Regions from separate parts of the Homo sapiens genome. Here region 1 is linked to region 2. Evidence: chromatin loops called from intact Hi-C (ENCODE). Cell type or tissue: mammary epithelial cell. All regions are shown on one strand. Each heading gives the region's core, and the rest is flanking DNA. Links, peaks and the distances in the headings are about the cores only. Region 1 holds the start of MFAP2 (microfibril associated protein 2). Region 2 overlaps SDHB (succinate dehydrogenase complex iron sulfur subunit B).

Region 1 (13,942 bases), core at 275-8,274, 64 kb after region 2:
TGTGTTCCCTCATCTCACAGTAATAATGTTTCCTCTGTGTCCAGCATGTGCCTGGATATTCCGTTTAGCTTTTTTTTTTTTTTTTTTTTTTCTTGAGATGGAGTCTTGCTCTGTCACCCAGGCTGGAGTACAGTGGGGTGATCTCTGCTCACTGCAACCTCCGCTTCCCAGGTTCAAGCGATTCTCCTGCCTCAGCCTCCCGAGTAGCTGGGATTACAGGCATGTGCCACCACGCCCAGCTAAATTTTGTATTTTTAGTAGAGACAGGGTTTCGTCATGTTGGCCAGGCTGGTCTCGAACTCCTGACCTCAGGTGATCCGCCCACCTTGGCCTCCCAAAGTGCTGGGATTACAGGCGTGAGCCACTGCGCTTGGCCCCATTTAGCATTTTACACACATTGTCATGTCATCCTTCCAACAACTGTGGTACTATTCCCATTTTACAGATGAAGAAACCAAGGCTTAGAGGTTACACAAGTAGTCAGAGTGGGGCCGGATAGCTTTGACTCCAGCTTCGATGTTCCTAACCCTCCTACCCTCCTTTGGAGGACAAGGAGATGTAGGCTTGCCTGGGAGGCATTTGCTAGGGGGCAGCTCCCTCTCTCCCACCTTACCCCCTCCCCGTCCCACCCCAGCATCCTGGGACATGTTTGTGGGCAGTTCCTTCCTCAGATGAAATCCAGGCTCGGAGCCCACATCTCCCAGCCAGAACCACGCGCATCATCCCTCAGGGAAGGGTGGGTGCCTCTGAGCTCATCTCACCAGCGGGCCCCTGGCCAAGCCCCTCTGCTCTAGAGAGGCAGCTTGGCCGTCTGGCTCATCTGGGCAGGGGAGAACAGGAAAGACCGGCTGTTTCCTGCCTTCCAAAAGCCCTGGCCAACCTCATTCCTGGAACCCCTGGTGCTATCCCCAGGCCTGCCAGAGTAGGGGCTGAGAAAACGTTGAATCATGCTGGGGAGAAGGGATGTGGGTGTGAAGATGAAAGTCCTGCCAGGAGGCACATCACAGTGGACCTCTGCTCCTGGCACTGTGTTGCCAGCCAGCGACGGTTCAGGGTGGTAGATGCTGTTTAAGAGGAAGCCACAGAGAGGCCTGGGTTCAAATCCCTCCTCTACCCTTAGCTGATTATTCATGAATCTGTTGGACAGGTGTGTGCCAGGCACCAGGACTAACTCAACAAACTGAATAAAACGGGACAAAAACATGGTCTAACCCTGCGAGCAGTTCACCATCCAGCGTGAAAGCCTGGCAGGGAAGGAGCACATCTCCAAAGACGTAGTGGGAGCACAGCAACCACAGCCCCATCCCCTCCCCTGCCCAAAGAAACAGCCAGGGGAATGGGTAGAAGCAGCAGAGAGGACATGGGAGCCAGGACACGAATTGTCAGCTTTAGCCCCTCAGTTTCCCAGTTTTTCTTTTCTTTTCTTTTTTTTTTTTCAGACAGGGTCTTGCTCTGTTGCCCAGGCTGGAGTGCAGTGGTGCAATCGTGGCTCACTGCAGCCTCTACCTCCCCAGGCTCAGGTGATCCTCCTACCTCAACCTCCTGAGTAGCTGGGACTATAGGCCAGCACCACCACACCCAGCTAATTTTTGTATTTTTTGTAGAGATGGGGTTTTGCCATGCTGTCCAGGCTGGTCTCAAACCCCTGGGCTCAAGCGGTCCACCCGCCTTGGTCTCCTAAACTGCTGAGATTACAGGTGTGAGCCACTGCACCCAACCTCCCTCCTTTTTTCAAGGGTAGGGGACAGCATTTCTGCTGGGTGAGTTCCTCTCTTTTGCCAGTGGGATTGCTCCTGGCAGCAGTGGGGTCTAAGGGCAGGCAGAGAGGGCTGGGCTGGCCTGGCCTGAGGGCCCACCTCTCTCCAGGTGACAAAAGTCTCTGCTGCCCTGCAATAGACACTGGGGGGCGGGGCATGGGAATGAAGGAGGCACAGGGCATATTTACTCCCTCCCTAAGACTCAGAGTCTAAGGGAGGTGGGGGAATGACTGGCGATGAAGAGATCAGATGGCAAGGGTCTAAATCAGGGGCCATCCTCATCTCCTCCCAGCCCGCAGCCCCTACAACTCTCACTCCCGCCTCAGGCCTAGGCTCCTGGGCAGGGCTGAAGGCTGCCCCTCACGCAGAGGATCTGCACCCCCAGCCAGCTTCTCCGGGAAGAGTTTAGTGTACAGTTCACTCATTCATTCCACCAATGTTTGCTGAACTGCTGCTCTGAGCCGGGCTCTGAACTTAATGAGCAAAACTGAAGATGAGCAAAAACAGCCTTGGTCCTGGCCTTCACGGGGCAAGATGACAGTCTCATCGGGAAGAGGGACAGGGCTCAGATGGTCACAGACATAGGCCAACAAGACAACTGCAAGCAGTAAAGCTAGAAAGCACAAAAAAAGGAAAAAGGGAAGGCCCCTCTGAGGAAGGGAGGGTTTGATCTGTGACCCCATGGAGGAGACCTCAGCCAGTGCTCGGGAGGAAGAAACGCCTCAGTGTGGGAGGGAGAGGGGTTTGGGAGAAAACCCCCAAAGGCCAGTGGCTGGAGGAGGAAGAGGAGGCAGAGCCAGGCTGCCATAAAGGGCCGGGGCCCTGGAAGCCACAGGGAAGTTGAGCCTCTAACCTGAGTGAAAGGCGATCAGTAGAAGGGGCACGATCTGCGGGGGTGAGGGAGGCAGGACCCACGTGGGAGAGCCCAGAGTGGAGGCTATCGCAGAGCCCAGGCAAATGATGGTGGTGTCAACTAAATAAGAAATCAGCCTTTTGACCAGGTGCAGTGGCTCACGCCTGTAATTCCAGCACTTTGGGAGGCCAAGGTGGGTGGATCAGCTGAGGTCAGGAGTACGAGACGAGCCTGGACAACATGGAGAAGCCTCGTCTCTACGAGAAATAAAAAAAAAAAAAAAAATAGCCAGGCATGGTGGTGGGTGCCTGTAGTCCCCACTACTCTGGAGGCTGAGGCATGAGAATCGCTTGAACCCAGGAGGCAGAGGTTGCAGTGAGTTGAGGATGCACCACTGCACTCCAGCCTGGGAGATAGCAAGACCCTGTCTCAAAAAAAAAGAAAAAGAAAAAATCCACCTTTTGGCCAGGCACAGTGGCTCATGCCTATAATCCCAGCACTTTGGGAACCCAAGGCAGGCGGATCAGCTAAGGTCAGGAGCCTGGCCAACATGGTGAAACCCTGTCTCTACTCAAAAAAAAAAAGCAAAAATTAGCCTGGCATGCTGGCATGTGCCTGTAATCCCAGCTACCCGAGAGGCTGGGTTGGGAGAACCTCTTGAACCCGGGAGGTGGAGGTTACAGGGAGCCGAGGTCACACCACTGCACTCCAGCCTGGGCAACAGAGTTAAACTCCATTTCAAAAAAAAAAAAAAAATCAGCCATTGAAAAAATTAAAGTTAGTTTTATTGAGTCTTACTGAGGACTGCACCCTGGGAGAGGGTTTCAGAGAGTTTCTGTTAGACTGCGCCAAAGCAGCATTTCAGCCCACAGTTTAGATACAGAGGCAGGCGGTTCTGTGTGTGCTCAGAAGCTATGGTCAGGCACGGTGGCTCACGTCCGTAATCCCAGCACTTTTGGAGGCTGAGGCGGGTGGATTGCTTGAGCTCAGGAGTTTGAGACCAGACTGGGCAAACACGGCAAAACCCCTTCTCTACAAAAAATACAAAAAAAAAAAAAAAAAAAAAAAATTAGCCAGGCATGGCGGCTCTTGCCTGTAGTCCCAGCTACTTGGGAGGCTGAGGTGGAAGGATCACTTGAGCCCAAGAGGTGAGCTGTGATGGTGCCACTGCACTCCAGCCTGGATGACAGAGCGAGACCCGGTCTCATTAAAAAAAGAAGAAGAAAAATTTACATCAAATGTCTTCAGAAGCTACACTAGTGCAAATCTCGCCAAGGTTTGGGTTCGAGGATGCACCTAGTTATATAGATTATAGAGGCATAATCGTCAATCCTGTCAGGTGCTATCTTATGTACAGGAAAAGGCACAGCCAGGATCATTTAACTTATATTTTCTAACAATGCAGTGATTCAGGCAAGAGGCGTGGGAGCCTGTGTTCTGCCCTGCCTGCCATCTTCAAGGCATCCTTCCGTTGGGCTGCCCCCAGTCACTGAGTCAGGGCTTTGTCAGCTTCTGACAAGCAGAAAGAGCAAATGCGGTTTCTTGGGATTGCAACTTGGTCTCACAGTGGCTTAGGCCAGGGTGGGAGCAGTGAACGGAGTCACAAAAGAAATTTTTCAGGTAGCATTCACGGGTGGGTGCTGGATTAGATGCAGGGCTAAGGGCAGGGGAGGAAGCCTGGGTAATGGAAGGCTGCGGGGCCAAGGGGGGACTGGGAATCCTGGAGGGCCAGGTCTGGGGGAGAGTTAGGAGGTCGTGAATTTGGACTTGGATGCTTGTTGAAGCTGATGCATCTTGAGGACATTTGTGGGACACATAGGCTGGGTCAGGGCTGAAAGAGGTGCTGGTTATGGCCGGGGGCAGGGACTCATGCCTGTAATCCCAACAGCCCAGGAGGATGAGACAGGAGGAATGCTTGAGGCCAAAATTTCGAGGCCGGAAGTTCCAGACGAGCCTGGGCAACACAGCAAGACCCTGTCTCTAGAAAAGGAAAGAAAGAACCGCTGGTTGTGGAAGCCAGCCATGGCCCAGAGCTCAGCAGTGTAGGAGAGGAGGGTGCGGGCCTGAGAGAGGCAGCAGGCTTGGCTGGAGAGGCAGAAGGAAAACCAAGGCAGGAGAGTGTCCTGGAAGCTGGGAGAAGGCAGAGGGAGATCGAGGCTTACTTTCTGGCTGAGGGGCCTAGGGTGAGTCACTTTGGGAGGCTTGATTTCCTCCTCTGTGAAATGGGCAACACACCTACCCTTGCCCACCTCACCCCCCTCACCCCGTCGACGTCGAGTGAGGAGCAGCTGTGAGGAGGAGGAAGCTTTGCACAGACGTGAGGACGGCCCCGGGCGCCTCTACCCCGGGGACACCCCCCCCCCCAGGAGATGGAACCCCGAGGGCACGGCGTGGCGGCCCATGCGGGCAGCTCGCGTTAGGACCCAGCGGCTCCGGGGCTGGAGGGCGGGCGCCAGCCCCGTCGGGGGCCCGGAGGGGGACTCGGAGCGGGCCAAGGGGCGGCTCCGGCGGGCGGACTCGGAGCGGGCGGCGGAGTGACCCGGACAGGTAGGCGCGGGCCTGGCGCTTGGGGGCCCCGGGGGGCGGTCAGGGGCGTCGGCGGGTCCCCCGGCGCGGGGGCGAGGGTGCCAGGCTCTCTGGGTCCTCGATCCTGGGGCAGCCGCGGAGGTTCCTGAACCCCGCGCCTTCAGAGCGGAGGCCAAGGGGGCACCTGGAAAGTTTGGGGTTGCTCTGCAGAGAGAACGCGAATTGGGAAGGGCGGGGAGCCCGAGTTTGGGGGGAGCCAGAGGTGAGGTCGTCGGGGGATGGGACATCTTTTGTTCTCCCGGGGAGGTTGGAATGTGGCGGGTGGGGTGGGGGGGGGGGGTCCGGTGGGAATGGCCGAGACAGAGACGCAGAGAGACAAAGAGAGATCAGAGACGGGAGCGCGAGGGCGCGCGGAGCAAGTTTCCGCGGCTGATTGTTCCCAGCTGTGCGGCGCTGCAACATCTGGGTTTCTCCCGCCGGGACCCCTCCCCCTGAGCCCGGCTCTGGAGCCGGCAGAGCCCTCCCTCCGTCTGATGTCTGAGCGAGCGTCGGGGCCCCCTGTCCCCCACCTCCCAGGACGCAGGGGAGTCGGGGGTGGGGGAGGCCGCAGCTGTGGAAGAGGCCAGAGGTGGGGGTGGGGCAGCCTCCCAGGCAGGTCCTGGCCTCCCGCACGCCCCAAAACCCCTTCGTCTAGAAGAGCTCGGAGATGTGGTCCCGTGGGAGGAGTTCATGAACTCCACACTGACTTCTCTCTTTCCTGCCTCCCCGCTAGCCCGTGGGCCTCCTTCCCCCAATAAGCCTGGGTTCGGGGGCCAGTCCTAGGGGAGGAAGACTCCCCGCAGGGTACCGACAGGCATCCCCCAACACCTTGCAACCCCTCTTGCCCCAATTCAGCGCCTTCTGCTGAGCAGCGGGGGCTCCGACCGACCTGACGGATGGGGAGAAGGGCAAGGAAGGCTCTCTGGGTCTTTTCATCCCCCTCCCATGAGGAGGTCAAGGGTTTTCAGAATGGGGTGTGGGGAGCCAGCTATCCCTCGCCTCTGGGGCAGCTTGGTCCTGAGCTTCGTCTCCCGGCTCCCACTCCACCTTAGTGAGGTGCCTAATGCATGAGAGGAGCCAGGGGGTCAGGAGGCCTCAGGATTGAGAGGAAGGAGGGAAAGACCTCCTGCTTTCTCCCCTTTCCCTCCCCTCTCCCTGGACTCCCAGTGGGGAAAATAGACCAAAGTTGGGGTTTCCAGCTAGCTCTCTGAAAGGACTTCCTGGGTTGCAGCCGGGAGGGGCCCTCCTGGATGGACCCCGCCCTCGCAGCCCTCCCTACAGAAGGCTGACGGACCTGAGGTGGCCCTCCACTGAGCTGGGGCTGGATGTGGGGAACCGGAGGCTCCCCCAAGTCCCACCGTGTAGCCAGGACTGGAGGCTGGGCTCTTGAATGTCAGGAGCCTGATGAAAGCCACGGACCCCATGCCCTCTCCCTCCAAATGACACACACACTTGCCTACAGTGTCAGGGGGTGCAGAACCCCCAGCCTGGGTGATGTCACGGCCCCTTCAGTGCTGCCTTTCTGGGATCCAGAGGAGCCCCCTCAGGCTTCACTCTCGTGCTTCCTGCTGCTGCAAATAGCCCGGGTCTCGTGAGCCTGTGATGCACACAGCCAGGTCTTGCGAGGCCTGGAGGCCTGGCAGGAGAGGAGTCTTCTGGGAGCTGGGAGCCCTGCCCGGCCTGGCCGCTCTGGGGGCCGGGCAGGCCCATGTGTATGTGGTTTCCTGCTGAGCAGGATGCTTAGGGCCCAGGGGCTAATTGGGAGCAGGTGGTGGCTTGGCAGAAGCTGCTGAGTCCAGGCGGTGATGCCGGCTGGCCAGGGCTGGGGTCCCAAGGATGGGCCTGGGTTCAGTGATTCACGCAGTCAGTGCCTTGGACACCCAGGGAGCCACTGGGCCAGAGGGCTGAGCACGGGTGTGGGTGAGGACAGAATGGCCTGGGCTGGGAGCACATTAGGAATGTCCCCTTAGTGAGCAGGGCAGGGTCCGCCCTTCCCTGACCACATCAAGTACACCCACTACACGGGGTTTGCTTGTCAGGATCAGCCCTGGAGCTGGGTTGGAGGCCTTGTCCCTTGTGACCTGAACACCTGGGTGGGCCAGCAGGGACTGGGATGTCCCTCCACTCCAGCCCTCCCATGCCTGGCTTCTATTCTGGGTGCCACCTTCTCCAGGGCGAAATCAGGGGATCAAAGGTGAGCTCTGCTGTCCTGGGTGTGGCCCTGGGTAGAGCTCTCCCACCGGTCTTTCCCCAGCTGTCCTCTCTGACACCACCCCGGCCTGCCTCTTTGTTGCCATGAGAGCTGCCTACCTCTTCCTGCTATTCCTGCCTGGTAAGTGGCTCCTGGGGCAGGGGGTAGCTCCTCTTATGTGGGGCTGAGGAGTAGGGTTAGTAGGGGGAATTCATAGTGAGCCTTTGTCACGACTTATGACCAGAACTCAGCTCCCCAGCTCCCAGGGCCTTCTGCCTGCTTGGACCACAGACTGGACCAGCCAACCCTGGCAGCATCTGGAGGCAGCTCCTGGCCCTTCCCCCAGCCTTCCACAGCAGCAGGCAGGCAGGGTTCTGGAGGGCACGTCCCAGGCACAAGGACTCCGTGGGCACAAGGCACAAGGCCTCTCTGGGAGCCGATGTGCAGGTGCAGGGGCACCCAAGGCAGGGAGTCCGGATGCTTGAGTTCTAGATCCATTCAGGGCCCTTCTGCTCTATACAGTCCTGACCTTGTGGGGGTCCCTACTGGCCAAATGAAGAGAATCAATGAGGACCACAAAAGTCCTAGCAGGGCCAACATTCATTCATTCAGCAGCGATGTGTTGAGTCCCTACCACGTGCCAAGTGCTGGGCTAGGCCCTGGGGATTCAGCGATGAACCAGGCAGACACATCGTTGCTCCTCATCATGCTGCCAGTCCAGGGAAGGGAGACAAATAGGAAACAAGCAGACATGAGAAACTCCAGCATGTGCTGAGTGCTGGACAGAAATCAGCAGGAGGGCTGGTGGGCTGGAGGTGGGGCGGCATCTTGGCACAGCTGAAATTCCAGGGAAGACCTGAAGGAGCTGAGCAGGCCTCACAGGCCCAGGGAGTGTCAGGTGCAAAGGCTCTGAGGGAGGCAGGAGCATGTGGAGTCCTAGGAGCAGCCAGGAGGCCAGCAACAGGAAGGGGCAGGGTAAGGTCAGGGAGGTGACCCATGACCAGGGTGGGGAAGGGTCTTTACCATCGAAGAAGAGTCTGGATCCTCTAGGAATCTGCTTGTGGGGTCCTAGGCTCTTATGGGCCTGACCTTGTGACCCCCGCCTCCACTCTCCAGAAGCGCCTCGGGCCCCCGTTGCCCCTCCCGATGGGGTACCCTACATGCTTTGCCTCCCCACAGCAGGCTTGCTGGCTCAGGGCCAGTATGACCTGGACCCGCTGCCGCCGTTCCCTGACCACGTCCAGTACACCCACTATAGCGACCAGATCGGTAAGGGCCTTGCCGGGTCACCGAGGCCTGGCTGCTCAGATGTGCCTGGCTCAGCCAGGGACCGCACTGGACACGCTGATGGGAACTCTGGGGGTTGGTCCCTGGCTCAGGAGGGAACTTGTTTGCCCCAGGGGCTGGGGGATTAGCCTTACTCCCACCAATTCCACTTTCATCTTTGTTTGCAGACAACCCAGACTACTATGATTATCAAGGTAACGGGCTAGGGGTAGGATAGGACGGGCCGGCAGCTGGGGTGGGGAGACCCCCTGGGAGGGGTAGAGGGAGCAGACCCCCTTATCCTCCCCTGGCTGCAGAGGTGACTCCTCGGCCCTCCGAGGAACAGTTCCAGTTCCAGTCCCAGCAGCAAGTCCAACAGGAAGTCATCCCAGCCCCAACCCCAGGTAGGCCCCAGACCCTGCTCCCACCCGTCTCAGCTCCTGCCTCACCCCTCCCCACCCTGTCAACCCTGGGAGTGGGGGTCTGCCAGGGCTGGGAGAGGTGACTCCCCTTGCCCTGAGGAGACCCCTCCCAGTGATGTCTGCCTACCTCTGTCTCCACACCAGAACCAGGAAATGCAGAGCTGGAGCCCACAGAGCCTGGGCCTCTTGGTAAGGGCTTTCTTGACAGCTGGAAAAATGGAGGCACGCCCTGAAGTTGGGGTGGAGTAGGGGGTGGTGCTGGTGGGCTGGAGGTCTTTGGCCCTTGCCCATGTGGGCTCTTGGCAGTGTGGGCAGTATGACTGCCGTAGGCTGGCATCACCAGGCCCCCCAGGCAGCTCCAGGAGGTCCCACCTGTCCCCAGTGTGCCTGGCTGGAGGCTAAATTGGCAGCCTAGGAAGGCCCCTGACCTCACAGATACTGGGAGGGGCAGGGAGTGTGCTGGGGGCTTCCTGCCAGCCAGAGAGACTGAGTGGTGCACATGTGGAGGCGAGGAAGGGCCAGGGAGTGCAGGCTGGCTGAGCGGTGCCCTCCGGCTGCCCTAGCTGAGAGCTTGAAAGAACAAGGTGTGTGTGTGCAGGAGAATCCGTGTGCTCACTCTCGTGTGGGTTGGTGTGAGCGCTCCTATGTGGGCTTCTGTGAGCGTGGGCACGTCTGCTCGGGAGTTGGTATGGGCTTTTGTGGCGATGCATGGGTGGGTGCAAATTTCTGTTTGAACTTAGGCTTCTATAGTAAGTGCGGTTGTGAATTGATACGTGAATATTACAGCCCTGGGAAGTCTGACAATGCTGCGTGGGTCTATGTGGGCATGTGTAGGTATGGGTGTCTGCACGGGGCCTGAAGGTACAGGGGGGACTAGGCCCTGTGAGCCAGCCTCAGGTGGGTGAGGCTGGGGGCCGCCCCCCACTCTGGGCTCCTAGTCTGACCCCACCTGTCACCAGACTGCCGTGAGGAACAGTACCCGTGCACCCGCCTCTACTCCATACACAGGCCTTGCAAACAGTGTCTCAACGAGGTCTGCTTCTACAGGTGAGCACAGATGGGCAGCTGTCGGGAGGATTCCGGAGCATGGGGGGCTAGAGGGCACAGGGGACAGCTCTGGCCCGCCAAGGTGGGAGTTGGAGGAAAGATAGTGAGTCCTTAAGTTGAGCTCAGTTCTGTGGTTGAGCCTGGGCCAGGGACCTCCTCCACTCCTGGGCTCCAGTGCCAGGTTCTGTCCGGGCTCCCGTGCCAGGTTCTGTCCGGGCTCCCGTGCCAGGTTCTGTCTGGGCTATCCCAGTGGGATTGGGTGGAAGTGGGGCTGAGACCTCCCGTGCCCTGTCCCCGCAGCCTCCGCCGTGTGTACGTCATTAACAAGGAGATCTGTGTTCGTACAGTGTGTGCCCATGAGGAGCTCCTCCGAGGTAGGAAGGCCACCTCCCCAAGACCTCCCCTGTCCCCACACCCGCATCATTATCTGGCCACCTAGCCACCCACCTGATGTTTATTCAACACATATTATCCACCAGGCCCACTTCCAGGACACCCTGAGCTCCCCTCCTTGCTACTTTTCATCCTCAAAACACTCCCATCACCAGAGTTGGGGGAGGGGCAGCGGTTCCCATCACCCAGCTCCACCCTGACCCTGCCTCCTTCCTGCCCCCAATAGCTGACCTCTGTCGGGACAAGTTCTCCAAATGTGGCGTGATGGCCAGCAGCGGCCTGTGCCAATCCGTGGCGGCCTCCTGTGCCAGGAGCTGTGGGAGCTGCTAGGGTGGTGCTGGCATCCTGAGTCCTGGCCCTCCTGGGATCTGGGGCCCTCGGGCCCTGCCTGACCTGGTGCTTTTTTCCCCATCCCCATGTTCCTTTTATTCTGTAAAAAGTTAGTGGACTGCAGCCCTGGGGGTTGCAGGCTGCGGTGCCTCAGGCCCCTCCTTCAGCCTGTGGCCACCTCTGGGGCACAATGGGGGCTCCCCACTGCCCAGTCTGCCCCTCGGGTTGGGGGAGTATCCCAGGCCTCTCTGTGGGACCTGGGCCCCTGACGGGCCTTCTCAGCCCGTTTTGAGGACAGACAGTCCCCCGAGGTAGGCTACATCCCCCCACCCCAGCTGGTCTGCTTGGATTTCCTACAGCCCCCGTGGGCATGGACCACCTTTATTTTATACAAAATTAAAAACAAGTTTTTACAAAAGATCAAGTCACTTTTTCGGTGGAGAGCACAGAGGGGCCAGCCAAGTGCCCCCAACGCGGACTGTCCTGAGAGGCTCCTGACCCCTTGGAGTGAACGATCTGCTCAGGTGCCCTGTGCTTCCGCAGTCCCAGCCCCACCGCCTTACCCGCCGGCTCCAGCTCTGCCCTGCCCAGAACGCTGCGTCATGACAGTGTACGCGCGCATGCGTGTTGTGGGAATTGCACGGGAGATGGAAGGCTTCAGGGACACAGCTTTCTGATGACCGGGGCTGCTTGGTGAGCACATTGAGTTCCCATCACCAGAGGAACACAGCAAAAATGGGAGGCCGCCCATGGGGTGGGGGGGGCACAGGGTCAAGGCAGGCGGACTGACATCCAAGGCCTTTGTTTGGGAAGTTGGGGAGATGGGTGCCATTAAGAGGGCAAAAAAAGCGGGGCACAGGGACTCACACCTATAATTCCAGCACTTAGGGAGGCTGAGGCGGGCGGATCACTTGAGGCCAGGAGTTCGAGACCAGCCTGGCCATGGCGAAATCCCGTCTCTAGTAAAAATACAAAAAAAAATTAGCCAGGCGTGGTGGCGTGTGCCTGTAATTCCAGCTACTCAGGAGGCCGAGGCACAAGAATTGCTTCAATCTGGGAGGCGGAGGTTGCAGTGAGCCGAGATCGCGCCACTGCACTCCAGCCTGGGCGACAGAGCAAGACTGTGTCTCAAAAAAAAAAGGGCAAAAACAAGCAAGCCATTGTAACACCTCCCTCCAACCAGCATGTGGGGCCTGGGCTCTGTGTGTGAAGGCTCACACACTCCTGTTTAGCCGTCCGAACAGGCATATGTGGTGGATGCAATTCATATCCCCTTCTTAGAGACAGGAAAACTGAGCCCAGAGACGTTAAGTAACCCACCCAAGGGTCCCACCCACGGGTCCACAGCTATCAGTGGCAGTGCTGTGGCTGAATCGGTCAGCTGGACTCCAGCAGGTGAGGATGAGTGTTAATTTCTCCTTCGGACACTGATTGAGCACCTCCTATGTGAACTTCCCCAGAGCCACCCTATGCGGTTAGGTTCCCATTTTACAGATGAGCAAACTGAGGCTCTAAGAGGTTAAGCAGCTTTGCTCAGGATCACTCAGCGGTGCCAGGGCAAGACCCCACGTTCACATCCAAACCTGCACTTGTTTGCCATGCTGCCTGGAAGGCCTGTCACTGTCCCGAGGGTGGGCTTGGATCTAAGGAGGGGCCAGAGAAAGGGGCAAGAAAGCATAGGCTGGAAGGAGTCGAGGTGCACAGGCTGGGCCCAGTCCCAGGCCTCAACAGCCCCATCTGTTCCATGGGCCGGGTGACCGAGTACCCCAGAGGCCTCCCCATCTGACATTCTGTGAGGCTGGTAAGTTCCCTTCCCAATACCGGCCTCTCTGCTCTCCCTGCCGCCTCCCCAAGCACCCCTCCCTAGAGGGCCCCATCCCTCTTGCCCCAGACCCTACCTGTCTCCCCCCGACGTCTCCTCCAATTGTCTAGAAAAGGGACACAGCTGTACAAACTTTTTTAAAAACAAGGTTTTGTTACAAAAAACAGTTCTGAACAGTTAACATTGTAAAAAGGTATAAAAATACAGGGACTCTGAGCACTCTGAGGAATTTCCCGACACATGCTCTTAACTAAGGCGGAGAGATCTCTGGGAAGCCGAAGTCAGGGCCTGGGCCTCTGACCCCTGCCCTGGGCCTGGTCCCCCTCCTCTTTCCCACGATCCCATGCTCCAGGGCTGACCAGAGACAAGGGCTCTCCCCAATCCTGGCTACGGCTCAGCCTCTCAAGGAGGAACTTTAATGATCTACAGTGGCTCATCCTAGAAGAGGGGGGCTGGACTGCAGGTGTTGCTGGGAAGCCTCTCCAGGCCTGGAGCTGGAGTACCCGTCCTCAGCACTGCCAGCAGAGCGCCTCCTCATCCCACCCCAGCTTGAGGCCCCCAAGGGACCGGGCTCTGGGTGGGGGGGCTGTCCAAAAGAAGGGTCCTCCCCTGTCCCAGGCACAGGGGTGTTCTCCAGATGCCAGCAGGAGCTCATTTCTCTGGGGGGCCGGAGGGTGGGGAGAAGGGTGCTGAGCTCCTTCGAAGCTCCTGCTGCAGCTGGCCCTTCAGTGTGGACACCTGGGGAAGAAAGGGAAGGTAAGGCCAGCCAGGTCCTCAGCCTGGCTTCAGAGAAAGGGAGGCAGCAGGGAACCCGGAGGGACACAGTGCCACAGTTTCAGGAAAGGTCTGGTCTCACTGAGAGCCAGGGGCTGTCCTGCCTTTCTCATTTTGTTCCTTATAGCAGAGTCAGGCGTCTTCTGACTGTTGGGCACCTTTGAGGGCAACTCCACCCCCATTCTTTATCCCCATCATCACTTGGGTGGGCGTGGCTTCAGCCCAGACCCAAGGGGTGGACATGTGACCCAGCCCGGCCTAGCAGAGAAGCCTTGCCCGGCCGACAAGGCTGGCTCAGGCATGGTCAGGAAGGGGTATGTGATCTGAGCGGGCCAGTGAGGGACAGCCTTAGGACTTCTGCCCCTGCTCTCTTCTGAGATGACAGATTGCTGGGAGAACCTGAGGCTGGAGCTGCTGAGGCCACCTGGCCACCCAGGGAGAAGGCTACCCTGAGCATGGAGCCAGGGGGAACAGAGCCATGGCAGGAGGCCTGGGGCCCAGGAGCATCCCGTGGCCCCGGTC
Region 2 (15,408 bases), core at 3,080-11,079:
CTTGGATCCACTCTGTCTGCATCAGCCTTTCTGAAAAGGGGAGATAGAGGAAGAAGACAGCCTACCAGAGCCTCAAGCTGACATCCTCTCAGTATTAAATTGATGATTGATAATGAGCTTGTTTACCTGTTCCTTTTATAGTTGCTGAGCAAACAATTAAATTGTGAGAGCCCCACTAACGAGAGAGTTCCAAGCCCCTCTTCTAAGAATGCATTGTAGAAAAGGCTAATTTCATAGGTCATTTTTGTAATTCCAGGCAAGGTCTTTGCAGGGCCTCCTGAGGGCAACAGAAAATAGAAGAGCCCCAAGGCCTCCCCTTCCTTGTGGGAATGTACATGTATACCCACAAAAGCCACCTCAAAAGAATTCAGTAATGAGCTTGGTGTGTTACCTGTGGGTAACATTCAGGTTCAGGTTCTGAATTCTTTTTATGCTTATAGTCTGACCACTGAACCACAATTCTGCCTGTAAGTATTTGACTGTAGTATATTAACTATTGTTTGTGTTGCCTTATTTCTTCATCTGGACTATGAACTCCTTTAGGACAAGAACTACCTACTTAAAAGTGTGTATCTTGCCAGGTGCAGTGGCTCATGCCTGTAATTCCAGCACTTTGGGAGGCCAAGGTGGGTGGATCACCTGAGGTCAGGAGTTCAAGACCAGCCCGGCCAACATGGTGAAACCCCGTCTCTACTAAAAAAATAAAAAAAAAATTAGCTGGGCGTGGTGGTGGGCGCCTATAATCCTAGCTACACAGGAGGCTGAGGCAGGAGAATTGCTTGAACCTGGGAGGTGGAGGGTGCAGTGAGCTGAAATCGCACCATTGCACTCCATCCTGGGCGACAAGAGCGAAACTCAGTCTCAAAAAAAAAAAAAAAATTTAAAAAATGTGCATCTTGTTCCTTAGGCTGGCAGGGCTAGGATACCTATTTACAAATCAGAATAATACAAAGACTGATAAGGTTGCCAATCTTGTAGAGCAAAAATTTTTTTCTGGGCTATGCTAGAAACTTGACCCCCCCTCCCCCGGGTTATCTTATGAGGCAGATATTAATACTACCCACCCTTTACAAAGGAAGAAATAGAATCCGAAAAGCTAATAATTTGCAGAAGAATACACAGCTTGTAAGTGATAGAGCTTGGATTTCAAGCATCACCAATCACACTTTTCAGCAAGCCTGCACCTTGTATTTTACTCAGGCTTATCTTCATACAGTCCTTTTTGCTTTCTTCCTCTCTATTTCCCCACCTTCTTCTCTGGCCTCCAAATCTTTATCCACTCCATCCAACTCCAAGCCTGCACCCTAAGGACACTTTACTGGAGGAACAACAACCAGCCTTCAGCACCATTCAGAATTCACCCTTCTCAGTTCAGTTGTTGCTTACCTTGCTTAAATTATAAACTATGAAATTCATACTATCCAAGATTTCCTAGGAATGTACTTTCTGCCTTGAATACTCATTAGTCTTTAGATTAACGTAAAAATGCTTTCAAGGGGCCCTCTTTCCTTTTGGATTTGTAGTATAAATTGCTGGGCAGGTAACAAGGGGAAAAAAATCATATAGTCTCATTGTATGATTAGAGCAACAACTTCTTTTGTTCCTTGGATCTCATTGTGAAATGGAATTATCTTTTTGCACTGTTGCGTTTTATGTTTGCGTTTTCACCACTGGTTATAATGGCTAAAAGGTTGGATTTTTGAATCAAGTGACCTGTGTTGCTATATGATCCTATCCTCGTCTTTTAACTGGGAACAACAAAACATTTTTCATAGAGATGTTATAAAGATTAGAGATTATTTGGCACCGTGTGTGACAGATTATAAAGGTTCGATGAATGAAATCTGGCAAATTTTTAGATATATGTATTCAACGAATTTTTTGGTGGAACACAGATAACATAATCCTGAGAATTAACTCTTTGTACAGACCTCAAGATGAGCAAAGCTCTATCACTTTCAGAACCATGACCACTCTGGTGATTTTGATTTCAGAATCTTCTTTCATTCTGGTAAACCCCCTTTGCCCCACCAAATATTGTATGAAATACATTTTTTTTTTTTTTTGAGACAGAGTCACGCTCACGTTGTTGCCCAGGATGGAGTGCAGTGGCGGAATCTTGGCTCACCGTACCCTCCGCCTCCCGGATTTCAAGCAATTCTCCTGCCTCGGCCTCCCAAGTAGCTGAGATTACAGGTGCCCGCCATCGTGCCTGTCTAATTTTTTTGTATTTTTAGTAGAGACGGGGTTTCACCGTGTTGGCCAGGCTGATCTCGAACTCCTGACCTCAGGTAATCCACCTGCCTCGGCCTCCCAAAGTACTGGGATTACAGGCATGAGCCACCACGCCTGGCCTATAAAATACATTTTTGACACAAAACAAATTTAAATTAGTTGTACTGAAAAAAAAAAAATGATGACATTTTGGGGCACTCCAAAACTGATGTTGGGATATGTCGACTTAGATATTCAGTGTAGTACATCCTGGCATTGCTCTTATTTCACATCATTCATATGATAAGACTTTTTAAAAATTTAAATTAGCTCTAATACAAACTTAGTCTCTTTTGGAAAGATAATACGTGATCAATTATCCGTGTAGAGTGGATATGAAACAGATATTTAAATGTTATAAAGAAATGTTGAAGGGAAAACCTCATTGCAGGTAACCACAGTCATCCCACAGGCCTTGTGGTTCTGATACCCAGCTTGATAGAGCCTAATGCCTGTTGCCCACTGACAATACTAAATCAGGCTTTAGAACTAGGGGGTTATGCCTGGCACAGTGGCTCACACCTGTATGTAATCCAGCACTTTGGGAGGCTGAGGCAGGTGGATCACGACATCAGGAGTTCAAGACCATCCTGGCTAAAACGGTGAAACCCCATCCCTACTAAAAATACAAAAAAGTTAGCCGGGCGTGTGACACGCGCCTGTAATCCCAGCTACTTGGGAGGCTGAGGCAGGAGAATTGCTTGAACCCAGGAGGCAGAGAGATCTCGCCACTCCACTCCAGCCTGGGTGACAGAGTGAGACTGTCTCACAAAAAAAAAAAAAAAAAAAAAAAAAAAAAAGAACTAGGGGATTATGCTCCAGTCCCAGATTCTGTTTAAAGCCCGGTTAGGGGCCAGGCGCGGTTGCTCACACCTGTAATCCCAACACTTTGGAACGCTGAGGCAGGTGGATCACTTGAGGCCAGGAGTTTGAGCCCAGCCTGGCCAAATGGCAAAACCTTGTCTGTACTAAAAATACAAAAATTAGCTGGACTTTATGGCACATGCCTGTAATCCCAGCTACCCGGGTGGCTGAGACAGGAGAATTGCATGAGCCTGAGGGGTGGAGGTTGCAGCGATCCAAGATCGCGCCACTGCACTCCAGCCTGAGCAACAGAATGAGACTCTCCAAAAAAGAAAAAAAAAAGTCCAAGTTAGGGCCAGACACAATGGCTCACACCTGTAATCCCAACACTTTGGGAGGCTGAGATGGGAGGATTGCTTAAGCCCAGAAATTCCATACCAGCTTAGCCAACATGGCAAGACCCTGTCTCTACAAAAATTAGCTGGACATGATGGTGTGCACCTATAGTCCCAGCTACTTGGGAGGCTGAGTCAGGATGATCGCCTGAGCCCAGGAGTTAAAGGCTGCAGTGAGCCATGATCTCCAGCCTGGGCAATAAAGCTAGACCATGTGTCTATAAAAATAAAAAATAAAGGCCGGGCAAGGTGGCCTGTACCTATAATCCCAGCACTTTGGGAGGCCAAGGCAGGCGGATCACCTGAGGTCAGGAGTTCAAGACCAGCCTGGCCAACATGGTGAAACCCCGTCTCTACTAAAAATATAAAAATTAGCTCGGCGTGGTGGCAGGCACCTGTAGTCCCAGCTACTCAGGAGGCTGAGGCAGAAGAATCACTTGAAGTCGGGAGGTGGAGGTTGCAGTGAGCCGAGATCGCGCCATTGTACTCCAGCCTGGGGGACAAGAGTGAGACCCCATCTCAAAATAAATAAATAAATAAATATTTTAAAAAATAAATGAAAAATAAAAGTGTCCAAATTAGAAGTAAAAACTTGAAGTAGCCCCATTTTTTAAAAGGCATATTGTCCCACTTACCCTACTATCTGCCTCAGGCACAGCAGCCACCCACTCTGGAAAATAGTTTTGTCAGTTGCTTAAAAAAAACTAAACTTGTAGCTACCATACAGCCCAACAATTACACACCTGGGTGTTTATCCTGAGAAATGAAGATGTAACGTTCACACAGAAATTTGTCCACAAATGTTCATCTCAGCTTTATTCATGTCACCAAAAATTAGAACACCCCCAATGTCCCTCAGTAGTTACATGGTTAAGCAAATTGTGGTACATGATACCTTGGAGTGCTACTCAGCTATAACAAGAAAAAAGCTATTGCTGTACACAGCAACTTGGATGAATCTCCGGAGAATTCGGCTGAATAAAAAAAGCCAATTCCAAAAGGCTACATACCAGATGATTATATTGATATAACATTCTTGAAATGACCGAATTTGAGAAGTAGAGAACAGATTAGTGATTGCTAGGGCTTACGGAGTACAGGGGAGGTAGGGTGGGAGGAAGTGGACAGGGCTATAAAAGGGCAATGTTAGTGATCCTGTGCTTATGGGAATGTCCCCTATCTTGACTAGCACTGTCAGTATTCTGGTTGTGCTGGTGTGCTACAGTTTGCAAGATGTTCCTGTTGGGGAGACTGGGTAAAGAGTATGTGGGCCCTGGCATGGTGGCTCATGCCTATATCCCAACTCTTCGGGAGGGCCAGGCAGAGGATCACTTGGGGCCAGGAGTTCAAGACCAGCCTAGGCAACACAGTGAGACCCCTATCTCTACAAAAATAAATGTAAAAAAACTAACTGGGCATGGTGGCGCATGCCTGTAGTCCTAGCTACTGGGGAAGCTGAGATGGGAGGATCGCTTGAGTCCAGAAGGTTGAGGCTGCAGTGAGCTGTGATCATGCCACTGCACAATCAGTGACAGAGCAAAACTCTCTCTCTTTTTTTTTTTTTTTTAGCTTGAGTTTCACTTTGTCACCCAGGGTGGTATACAGTGGCACAGTCTTAGCTCACTGCAACCTTTACCTCCCAAGTTCAAGCCATTCTCCTGCCTCAGCCTCCCTAGTAGCTGGGATTACAGGCACACGCCACCACACCCTGCTAATTCGTTTTTTTGTATTTTTAGTAGGGACGGGGTTTCACCATGTTGGCTGGGCTGGTCTTGAATCCCTGATCTCAGGTGATTTCCCAACCTCAGCCTCCCAAAGTGCTGGGATTACAGGTGAGAAGAGTATGTGGAGTCTCAGTATTATTTTCTTCTTTTTGTTTTGTTTTGTTTCTTTGAAACAGCGTCTCACTCTGTCACCCAGGCTGGAGTGCAGTGGCGCAATCTTGGCTCACTGCAATCTCCGTCTCCCAGGGTCAAGCGATTCTCCTGCCTCTGCCTCCCGAGTAGCTGGGATTACAGACATGTGCCACCACACCGGGCTAATTTTTGTATCTTTAGTAGAGACGGAGTTTCACCATGTTGGCCAGGCTGGTCTTGAACTCCTGACCTCAAGTGATTCGTCTGTCTTGGCCTCCCAAAGTACTGGGATACAGGTGTGAGCCACTGCACCTGGCCTCAGTATTATTTTCTATAAATGCATATGAATCTATAATTATTAAAAAATAAAAAGGTTGGCCAGGCACGGTGGCTCACGCCTGTAATCCTAGCAGTTTGGGAGGCCAAGGCAGGCAGATCACCTGAGGTTGGGAGTTTGAGACTACCCTGACCAACATAGACAAACCACATCTCTACTAAAAATACAAAATTAGCCGGGCCTGGTAGCACATGCCTGTAATCCCAGCTACTCGGGAGACTGAGGCAGGAGAATTGCTTGAACCGGGGAGGCGGAGGTTGTGGTGAGCCAAGATTGCACCATTGCACTCCAGCCTGGGCAACAAGAGCAAAACTCAGTCTCAAAGATAAATAAATAAATAAATAGTTTAATTTTTTAAAAAAGCATTTAACTATGGTTATATGCAGTAACATATGAATCTCAGAAGCATTATGTTGAGTGAAAGAAGCTAGACATGAGACTACGTACCGTATGATGCCATTTATATGAATTCTGTAAAAGGCAGACTCGTGATGATAGCTGATCAGTTGCTAAGGGTAGGAAAAGGGGACTTATGTTTGCCATCAAGGGCACAAAAGACCTTTTTGGATGGAAATACTCTGTTGTAATTGTGGTAGGATTACATTGCTTTGTCAAAACTCATTATACCCTTAAAATTAGTGAATTTTATTATAATGAATTATACCTTATTAAATCTCACAGAAAAAAGACCAAAAAAAAAATGGGACATTAAGCAAGCAAAGTCCACTGGAGTTGATACCTTCAGGAATCTTTCCTCTCACTTCCTCCCAAATACCACAAGGTGGCATTAGATGTTCATGTCAGTTTACAAAATGGGGTTCCCGGTGAAAAACATTTGTAGAAATGGCTTTCCTTTTGTTGATGATTTTAGCCAGCTTGGTGATAAGGTAAAACATAGCTTTCATCTTAACTTTCATTTTCTTCATATATTTTCTTCTTTTCTACTGTTAGCTGATGTTTGTATTTTCAGCTTCAGTTAATACGGGACACTTTACCAAGAAATAATGTTACTGGTAGACGGTCTTGACCACAAGTCGTCAAGGTTTTTAGCATGTTGAACAAAAAATTGGACAAAACACACAAGCAAAGCAACAGAAGACGAAAGCATAGATTTATTGAAATGAAAGTACACTCCATAGAGTAGGAGTGGGATTGAGCAAGTGGTTCAAGAGCCCCAGCTGCACAGTCTTCTGGGATTAAAGTACCCTGTACGGGTTTCCTATTAGTTACACCCTATGCAAATGAAGACTTGGCCCGAGACGAATCAGAGGCTGTAGTGAAGACTCCCTGTCTCTAAACCCTGTTCTCCTGCCTCAGTAATAAACACCACTGCATCTTTTTGTAATTAGTCAATTAACCTTCCGAGTTTTTACTTTTCTATATCAGTTTATTTTAAAAATTAGCAGTCCTGGAGTATAGTCTTTTCTTTCTTTTTTTCTTTTTTATTTTGTATTTTTGAAAAAGAGTCTCACTCTGTTGCCCAGGCTAGAGTGCAGTGGCATGATCTTGGCTCACTGCAGCCTCAACCTCTCGGGCCCAAGCAGTCCTCCCACTTCTGCCTCCTGAGACGCACACTACGACACCCAGCTAATTTTTTTATTTTTTGTAGAGATGGGGTTTTGCCATGTTTCCCAGACTGCTCTCAAACTCATGGGCTCAAGCAATTCTCTCACTTCTGCCTCCCAAAGTGCTGAGACTGCAGGCATGAGCCACCACCCTCAGACCACACCCCACACTCCTTCCCCTTAATTCTGGTTTGTCAAGCCTCCACTTAGATGACATGTGAGGAAGCCTTCTCTGACTCTTCACTCATTGAAGTCTCTGCTGTATTCATCCAGAGCTCCCTGTACTTTCCCAACAGTATCGCTCTTTATATTCATCGTGAATGTTTAATTTAACTCTTGTTCACTACAAAGTAAGTTCTGTGAAGATGAAGGTTTTTGTGTATTAAGTGCTGTGTCACTAGCCCCTAATACCATGTCTGATATATTAGCATATGATAGGTGCTTAATACTTGTTGGATATTGAATGCCTGCCTTTTCTAAGAAGATTATGTGTCAGTAATGTGTGAGTTTATATCCAGCGTTACATCTGTTGTGCCAGCAAAATGGAATTATCTTGTATTTCTAATTTTTTTTTCCTTTTTGTGAACTTTAAAAAATTTCAGGCCTCCCGAGGAGCCCAGACAGCTGCAGCCACAGCTCCCCGTATCAAGAAATTTGCCATCTATCGATGGGACCCAGACAAGGCTGGAGACAAACCTCATATGCAGACTTATGAAGTTGACCTTAATAAGTGAGTATCTCTGTGAAAGCCAGCTATTGAAGGAGAGTTCTTGATTTGATTTAGGGACATGCTTTTCACATCCTTGGAAGGCTTAAAAATCTGAGATCATCCGATGGCTCTGTTTTTAAAACAAGAATGAGCTTGGGCCGGGCACGGTGGCTCACGCCTATAATCCCAGCACTTTGGGAGGCTCAGGCGGGCAGATCATCTGAGGTTGGGAGTTCAAGACCAATGTGGCCAACATGGTGAAACTCCCCTCTCTACTAAAAATACAGAAATTAGCTGGGTATAGTGGCTCATGCCTGTAATCCCAGCCACTCAGGAGGCTGGGGCACAAAAATTGCTTGAACCCAGGAGGCAGAGGTTGCAGTGAGCTGAGATCATGCCATTGCACTCCAGCCTGGGCAACAGAGTGAGACTCTGTCTCCAAAAAAAAAAAAAAAATGAGGTTGTTACCTGATTCAGAAGAATAATACCAAAATAATTCCCAAATGAAAGTATGACAAATTTCTAGAAATACTGGTATAATTAACTTTATGCACAGTATTTAAAGTCATTTAATATATTACCATTTTTTTAATGCTGAATGTATTGATTATATCTTATACATCTGGACCTGTGTTTTCTATAATAATAACAGAACCGCCAGAAACTTGCCTTGAATGGACAAGGTAGGGATGTGGTTAAAATGTTAAAAATTGGACTGGCGTGTTAGTTTTCTATTTCTGTCAGAGCAAATTACCACAAACTTAGTGACTTAAAACAACCTAAATGTATTATCTTATAGTTCTGTAGGTCAAAAGACTGGTATAGTCTCATCAGACTAAAATCAAGGTGTCAGCAGGCTGCATTCCTTTCTGGAGCCTAGAGGAAAATATTTTTTGCTCATTTGCGCTATTGGTGGAATGCAGTTCCTTGTGGTTGTGAGCCCGAGGTCTCTGTCATTCTGCTGACTGTAAGCTGAGGGCTGTTCCAAGCTTCCAGAGGCTGCCGCACTCCTTGGCTCTTGGCCTCTTCTTCCATCGTCAAAAGCAGCAGCAGCAGGTTGAGTTCTTCTTCACATCACATCTCTCAAAACCACTCTTTTTCCAACATCTTTCACTTTTAAGGAACTCCACAGTTAGCCAAAGAAAAGAAAGAATCTAGCAAGTTAGTCTCTAGCCTCCTGCTGCTCCACTCCACGCCCCCATATAACCAGAACTGTTCTCTGATCTGTTTTATGTGTAAGTGAATAAGTGTTTTATTTGTTTCAAACAAAAGCTTCTGTGGCACCAAAAAAAAGTTTGAATACCACGAATACTCTAAATGCTTACTTTGACTTTCTGTGGTGACAAGTAAGTGCTGTTAATGAGGTAGCATTAATTGATATATAACCTTCTTAAATAGACAAAATTTTCAAATACTCAGCAACCAAAAGTCCCTAGCAAAATTCAAAGGAATAGAAATTGCACAGACCACAGTTTTGGACCGAAATACAATAAAACTAAACTCATATTAAAAATATAAACAGGCCGGGCGCGGTGGCTCATGACTATAATCCCAGCACTTTGGGAAGCCGAGGCAGGTGGATCACTCGGGGTCAGGCATTCAAGACTAGCCTGGCCAACATGGTGAAACCCCATCTCTACTAAAATATAAAAATAAGCTGGGCGTTGTGGCAGGTGCCTGTGATCCCAGCTATTTGGGAGGCTGAGGCATGAGAATCACTTGAACCTGGGAGGCGGAGGTTGCAGTGAGCCGAGATCGTGCCACTGCACTCCAGCCTGGGTGACAGAGCAAGACTCTGTCTCAAAAAAAAAAAAAAAAAAAAAAAAACTCATAAAACAAAAAACCCTACTGCTTAGAAACTAAAAAAAAGTACACTTCTAACTATTTGATCAGGAACACGTAAAAAATATTGCCAGATACTTAGAAAATAAAGACGTTGCAAATCAAAACTTAGAGAATGTCAGAGAATGTGGCTAAAACTGGAAGAGTTAAATTCCTTTTTTTTTGAGTCAGGGTCTCGCTGTCACCCAGGTTACAGTGCAATGGCATGCTCACGGTTCACTGTAGCCTCAACCTCCCAGGCTCAAGCAATCCACCTGCCTCATCCTCCTGAGTAACTGGGACTATAGGCACATGCCACCACACCCAGCTAAGTTTTGTATTTTTTGTAGAAATTGAGTTTCACTATGTTGCCCAGCCTGGTCTCAAACTCCTGGGCTCAAGCAATCCACCCATTTTAGCTTCCCAAAGTCCTAGGATTACAGGCATGAGCCACAGCACCCAGCCCATAACGATTTTTTAGTGATAAAAAATTTAAAGAATCTTTGGGTTTACTTCCAGTTTTGTCACAGTAGCTCTCATCAGACTAACCCTCCTACAAATAACAATGATCAACTCCGGAAAAAAATATAAGAAACAACTGCCTGAACAGTAGAGAAGGACCACGAGTGGGCAGACATTGGAGGGGAGTTGATACTTGGAAGAATGAAATGGCATTGGACAAATTACCATTTTACTCTTACATGATTTTGCTGAGGACAAGTCCAAGTTGGTATGGGAAGTAACGGGACTAACAGTTGGATGGAAAACCACAATCCGACTGGGTGCATTGGCTCATGCCTGTAATCCCAGCACTTTGGGAGGCCAAAGCAGGCCGACATGGTGAAACCCCATCTCTACTAAAAATATAAAAATTAGCCAGGCATGGTGGCACATGCCTGTAATCCCAGCCACTTGGGAGGCTAATGGGGGAGAATCACTTGAACATGGGAGGCGGAGGTTGCAGTGAGCCAAGATCACACCACTGCACTCCAGCCTGGGCAACAGAGTGAGACTCTGTCTCAAAAAAAAAAGAAAAAAAAATCTTAGCTTGAATAACGAGAAGACACATTTTGGGCCTTCCACAACCACTAGGAAATGAGGGGGAAAGCCTAGAAAGAAGAGAAACACAGAGGAGGAGCACTAAATGCTGTTCATGAACTCTGCCCACATCTTGCGTGCAGCCATATTAATTGCCTGTGTAAAATTTTAAAATCCACACTTTTCAGAAAAACATAATGCAATCCAGATTCTCTACAGCATATTAATTTTTCTTTTTTTTCTTTTTTATTTTTTTATTTTGAGTCTGAGTTTCACTCTGTCACCTGGACTGGAGTACAGTGGTGCGATCTTGGCTCACTGCAACCTCCGCCTCCCGGGTTCAAGCGATTCCCTTGCCTCAGCCTCCTGAGTAGCTGGGACTACAGGCGCGCGTCACACACCGTCTAATTTTTGTAGTAGAGTTGGGGTTTCGCCATGTTGGCCAGGCTGGTCTTGATCTCCTGGCCTCAGGTGATCCACCCACCTCAGCCTCCCAAAGTGCTGTGATTACAGGCATGAGCCACCGCGCCCAGTGGAATTTAAAGAATTTTTAAATTTCCTCATAGATAAAGGAAATTATGCTCATAATGAAATAGGAAATTTCAGTGGAGAAGTAGAAACTATTGAAAAGCCAAATGGAAAATCTAGTACTGAAAAATATAATATTTGAAAAGGAAAATTTACCGGATGGCCTTAACAGCAGATTGGAAATGGCAATAAGAAGAATCAGCAAACTTAAAAATATTAATAGAAATTATATAGTTTTTTGTTGTTGTTTGTTTGTTTGTTTCTTGAGACGGAGTCTTGCTCTGTCATCCAGGCTGGAGTGCAGTGGCGCAATCTTGGCTCACTGCAACCTCTGCCTTCCAGGCTCAAGCGATTCTCCCACCTCAGCCTCCTGAGTAGCTGGGATTACAGACGTGCACCACCACGCCCAGCTAATTTGTTGTATTTTTAGTAAAGACAAGGTTTCGCCATGTTGGCAGGCTGGTCTTAAACTCCTGACCTCAAGTGATTCACCCGCCTCGGCCTCCCAAAGTGCTGGGATTCCAGACGTGAGCCACCATGCCCGGCCGAAATTATCTGTTCTTAAGAAAAAGAAAGATTTTTGAAAAGGGAAAGCGCTCCTGTGATCTATGGAACAGCATCAAAAGGTCTAGGGCAGGCATGGTGGCTCATGTCTGTAATCCCAGCACTTTGGGAAGCTGAGGCAAAAGGATCACTTGAGGCCAAGAGTCCAAGACCAGCTTGGGCAACCTGTGAGACCTTGTCTCTACTAAAAAAATTTTTTCTTTGAAAAATTAGCCAGGCGTGGTGGCACATACCTGTAGTCCTAGCTACTTGGGATGCTGAAGCAGGAAGACAGCTTGAGCTTAGGAACTTGAGGCTGCTATGAGCTATAATTGTGCCACTGTACTCCAACCTGGGCAGCAGAGTAAGACCATGCATGGGTGAGTGGATGGATGGATGTAACACACATGTAATTGGACTTCCAGAAAAAATGGAGAGAAAGAAAAGGCAAAATAAATATCTATTTGAAGAACTCATGGCCAAGAATTTCCTGAGCCCATGAAAGACATAATTCACATATCCAAGAAGCTTAGTGAACCCCAACTAGGTAAATAAAAATAAAACTATGCCCTGTTCCATGAAGTCAAGTTGCTGACGACCAAAAATAGGAGAAAATCTTGAAAGCAGCTGGAGAAAAACAACATGTTACATACAAGGAAACCAGGTGAAAAATTGCTGACTTCTCATCAGAAACTAGAGGCCAAGAGACAGTGAAATACCATCTTTAAAGTACTAAAAGAAAAATTGTCAGCCTGGAATTCCACGTTCAGAAAAAAAGATTCTTCAAGATGATTATGAAATAAAAACATTTTCAGGTAAACAGAAAAGAAAAGAATTCATGGCCAGAAGACCAGTACTACATGAAATGCTATAGGAAGTTAGTCAGGCTGAGGAAAAATAATACCAGGTGGAAACTTGGCTCTTAGAAAAGGAATGAAGAGCGCTGGACATAGTAGATATAAAAGGATTTTTCCTCTTAATTTTGTTAAAATTAATATGACTGTTTAAAGCAAAGTTATTATATTATATTCTGTAATATATAACTCACATAGATGTAAGGCATATGATAACTATAGCGTAGGGGCTGGGAACAGCAGGTAAATAGACCTATAATAATGTAGCAGGATTCTTGCATTACATAAAGTTGCACAATAGTAACTCTAAACAGGTATAAAGAGTTAAAGATGTAAATTATGTAAAGTATAATTCTAGAGTAACTTTTTTTCTTCTTCTGAGACAGGGCCTCACTCTGTCATCCAGGCTGGAAGGCAGTAGCACAATCATGGCTCACTAAACCCTCCCAGGCTCAACCAAGCAATCCTCCCTCCCTGAGACCTCCTAGGCTCAAGCAATCCTCCCACCTCAGCCTCCCATGTCCCTGGGACTACAGGCATGTACCACTATGCCTGGCCAATTTTTTTTTTTTTTTTTTTTTTGTAGAGACAGGGTCTCACTATGTTGCCCACACTGGTCTCCTGGGCTCAAGCAGTCCTCCTGCATCAGCCTTCCAAAGTGCTAGGATTACAGGTGTGAGCCACCATGCCCAGCCAAGAGTAATTATTTTTTTAAATGCAAAGAGATATAGCTAAAAAGCCAATATATAAATTAAAATTGATTTCTAAAAATATTTACTTAGTCTAAAAATATTACTTAGAATAAGAAAAGAAGAAGAGAACAGCAGCAAAATGATGGAACAAATAGTAAAATGATAGACCTAAATCCGGCCACGTCAATAACTGTATTGAATGTAAAAACTATTAAATACTCCCAGTTAAAAAGCCAACAGTGTCAGAATAGATTTTTTTAAAAAAAGCAAAACCCAACCATATGCTGTTTTAAGTGCAAGAAAAAGCGCAAGAAAAAATAAAGAAATACATTTGAAAATCAATGTGATTCACCATATTAACAGAATAAAGGGGGAAAACCCATTTGATTGCTTTAATATATGCAGAAAAGCATTTGGCAAGATTCAACACTCATTCATGATTTTTAAAAATGATAATGGGTTAAATAATTTTCACAGTGTGTATATTTTAACAGAATAAATAAATAAAACTATAAGGAATTTGAATTAAAAGGAATAGTCCTAATTTTACTTAAATAATAACTGCTAATAGGAAAAGAAGGGAACTTCATCAGCCAGATGAAGACTGTGAAAATCACAGCTAATAGCATACTTTATTGTGAGATATTGAACACTTTCCCCATAAGATCAGGAATAAGGAAGGTTGTCCACTCTGTATTTGAGTTCAACATTGTACTGAAGGTTCTAGCCAGTCCATGAAAGGCAAGTAAAAGAAGTAGAAGGCATATGTAAGCTTGGAAAGGAAGAAATTAAACTAACTGTAGTCACAGGTAACATGATTGTTTACATAGAAAATTTCAGGGAGTCTACAAAACTAAAAGAATAAGTAAATTTAGCAAGGCTGCAGGATGTAAGGTCAATATGCAAAATACTATTTGTGTGTGTGTGTATTTCAATGGCTACAGATAATTCTATTTATGCTAACATCAGCCATTCAAAATTTTACTGGAGGCTTAGCCAGGGAAATTGGGTGAGAAAAAGAAAGAAAAGGAAATTGGAAAAGAAGAAGTAAAACTGTCTCTCATAGATAACATAATCTTTTACACAAAACCTTGGGCAGGCTCAGTGGCTTGTGCTTATAATCCCAGCATTTTGGAAGGCTGAAGCAGGAGAATTTTTTTTTTTTGAGACAGAGTTTTCGCTCTTGTTGCCCAGGCTGGAGTGCAATGGCACAATCTTGGCTCACCGCAACCTCCGCCTCCCGGATTCAAGCAATTCTCCTGTCTCAGCTTCCCAAGTAGCTGGGATTACAGGCGCCTGCCACTACGCCCAGCTAATTCTTTTGTATTTTTGGTGGAGATGGGGTTTCTGCGTGTTGGTCAGGCTGGTCTCGAACTCCTGACCTCAGGTGATCTGCCCACCTCGGCCTCCCAAAGTGCTGGGATTGCAGGTGTGAGCCACTGTGCCTGGCCTGAAGCAGGAGAATTGCTTGAGCCTGGGAGTTGGAGACCAGCCTGGGCAACAAAATGAGACCCCCATCTCTACAAAAAAGCAAACAAAAAATTAGCCAGGCTGGGTGCGATGGCTCACGCCTGTAATCCCAACATTCTGAGAGGCCAAAGCAGGCAGATGACTTGAGTCCAGGAGTTCAAGACCACCCTGGACAACATGGCAAAACCCTGTCTCTACTAAAAATACAAAAATTAGCCAGGCATGGTAGCACACACCTGTAATCCCAGCTTCTTGGAAGGCTAAGGCACAAGAATTGCTTGAACCTAGGTGGCAGAGGTTGCAGTGAGCCAAGATCACGCCACTGCACTCCAGCCTGGGCAACAGAGCAAGACTGTGTCTCAAAAAATTTGCCAGGTGTGGTGGCACACTCCTGTAGTCCGAGCTACTTGGGAGGGTGGGGTGGGAGGATCACTTGAACCCAGGAGGTCGAGGCTGCAGTGAGCCATGATTCCATGCCCTACACTCCAGCCTGGGCAACAGAGGGAGACGCTGTCTCAAAAA

Evidence for each region. Hi-C counts contacts between places; a loop is a spot of excess contacts. Peaks named below come from ENCODE experiments on the same cell type or tissue, not always from the same donor. Only the 100,000 strongest peaks of a DNase experiment are listed, where the experiment ranks them.
Region 1: a loop joins it to region 2, with 3 times the contacts of the local background. A loop is called at or near these places in 3 of 110 quality-filtered maps.

Annotation. Positions count from the first base shown.
Region 1 is chr1:16,971,802-16,985,743 of GRCh38, reverse strand. MFAP2 (microfibril associated protein 2) reads left to right here and starts at 5,124. Exons shown (of 9, transcript NM_002403.4): 1 at 5,124-5,157; 2 at 7,430-7,507; 3 at 8,546-8,635; 4 at 8,821-8,847; 5 at 8,950-9,036; 6 at 9,199-9,243; 7 at 10,014-10,101; 8 at 10,402-10,475; 9 at 10,721-11,242. The coding sequence starts at 7,471. The coding sequence ends at 10,824. It overlaps LOC105376806 (a long non-coding RNA gene), which reads right to left and starts at 9,883. Exons shown (of 2, transcript XR_947003.3): 1 at 9,182-9,883; 2 at 7,949-8,075. CROCC (ciliary rootlet coiled-coil, rootletin) reads right to left here. Exons shown (of 37, transcript NM_014675.5): 37 at 12,780-13,384. The coding sequence ends at 13,298. RefSeq lists enhancers at 5,843-6,348, 6,349-6,856, 6,857-7,362, 10,487-11,294, 12,729-13,706. In mammary epithelial cell, for the core only: no CTCF peak of the experiment used is centred there; DNase peaks (open chromatin) are centred at 843 and 4,093; H3K27ac peaks cover 1,002 bases.
Region 2 is chr1:17,037,314-17,052,721 of GRCh38, reverse strand. SDHB (succinate dehydrogenase complex iron sulfur subunit B) reads left to right here. Exons shown (of 8, transcript NM_003000.3): 2 at 7,834-7,961. Among named protein-coding and RNA genes, the nearest start is that of SDHB, 9.0 kb to the left of the region's middle. In mammary epithelial cell, for the core only: a CTCF peak has its summit at 6,443 (motif pointing right); no DNase peak of the experiment used is centred there.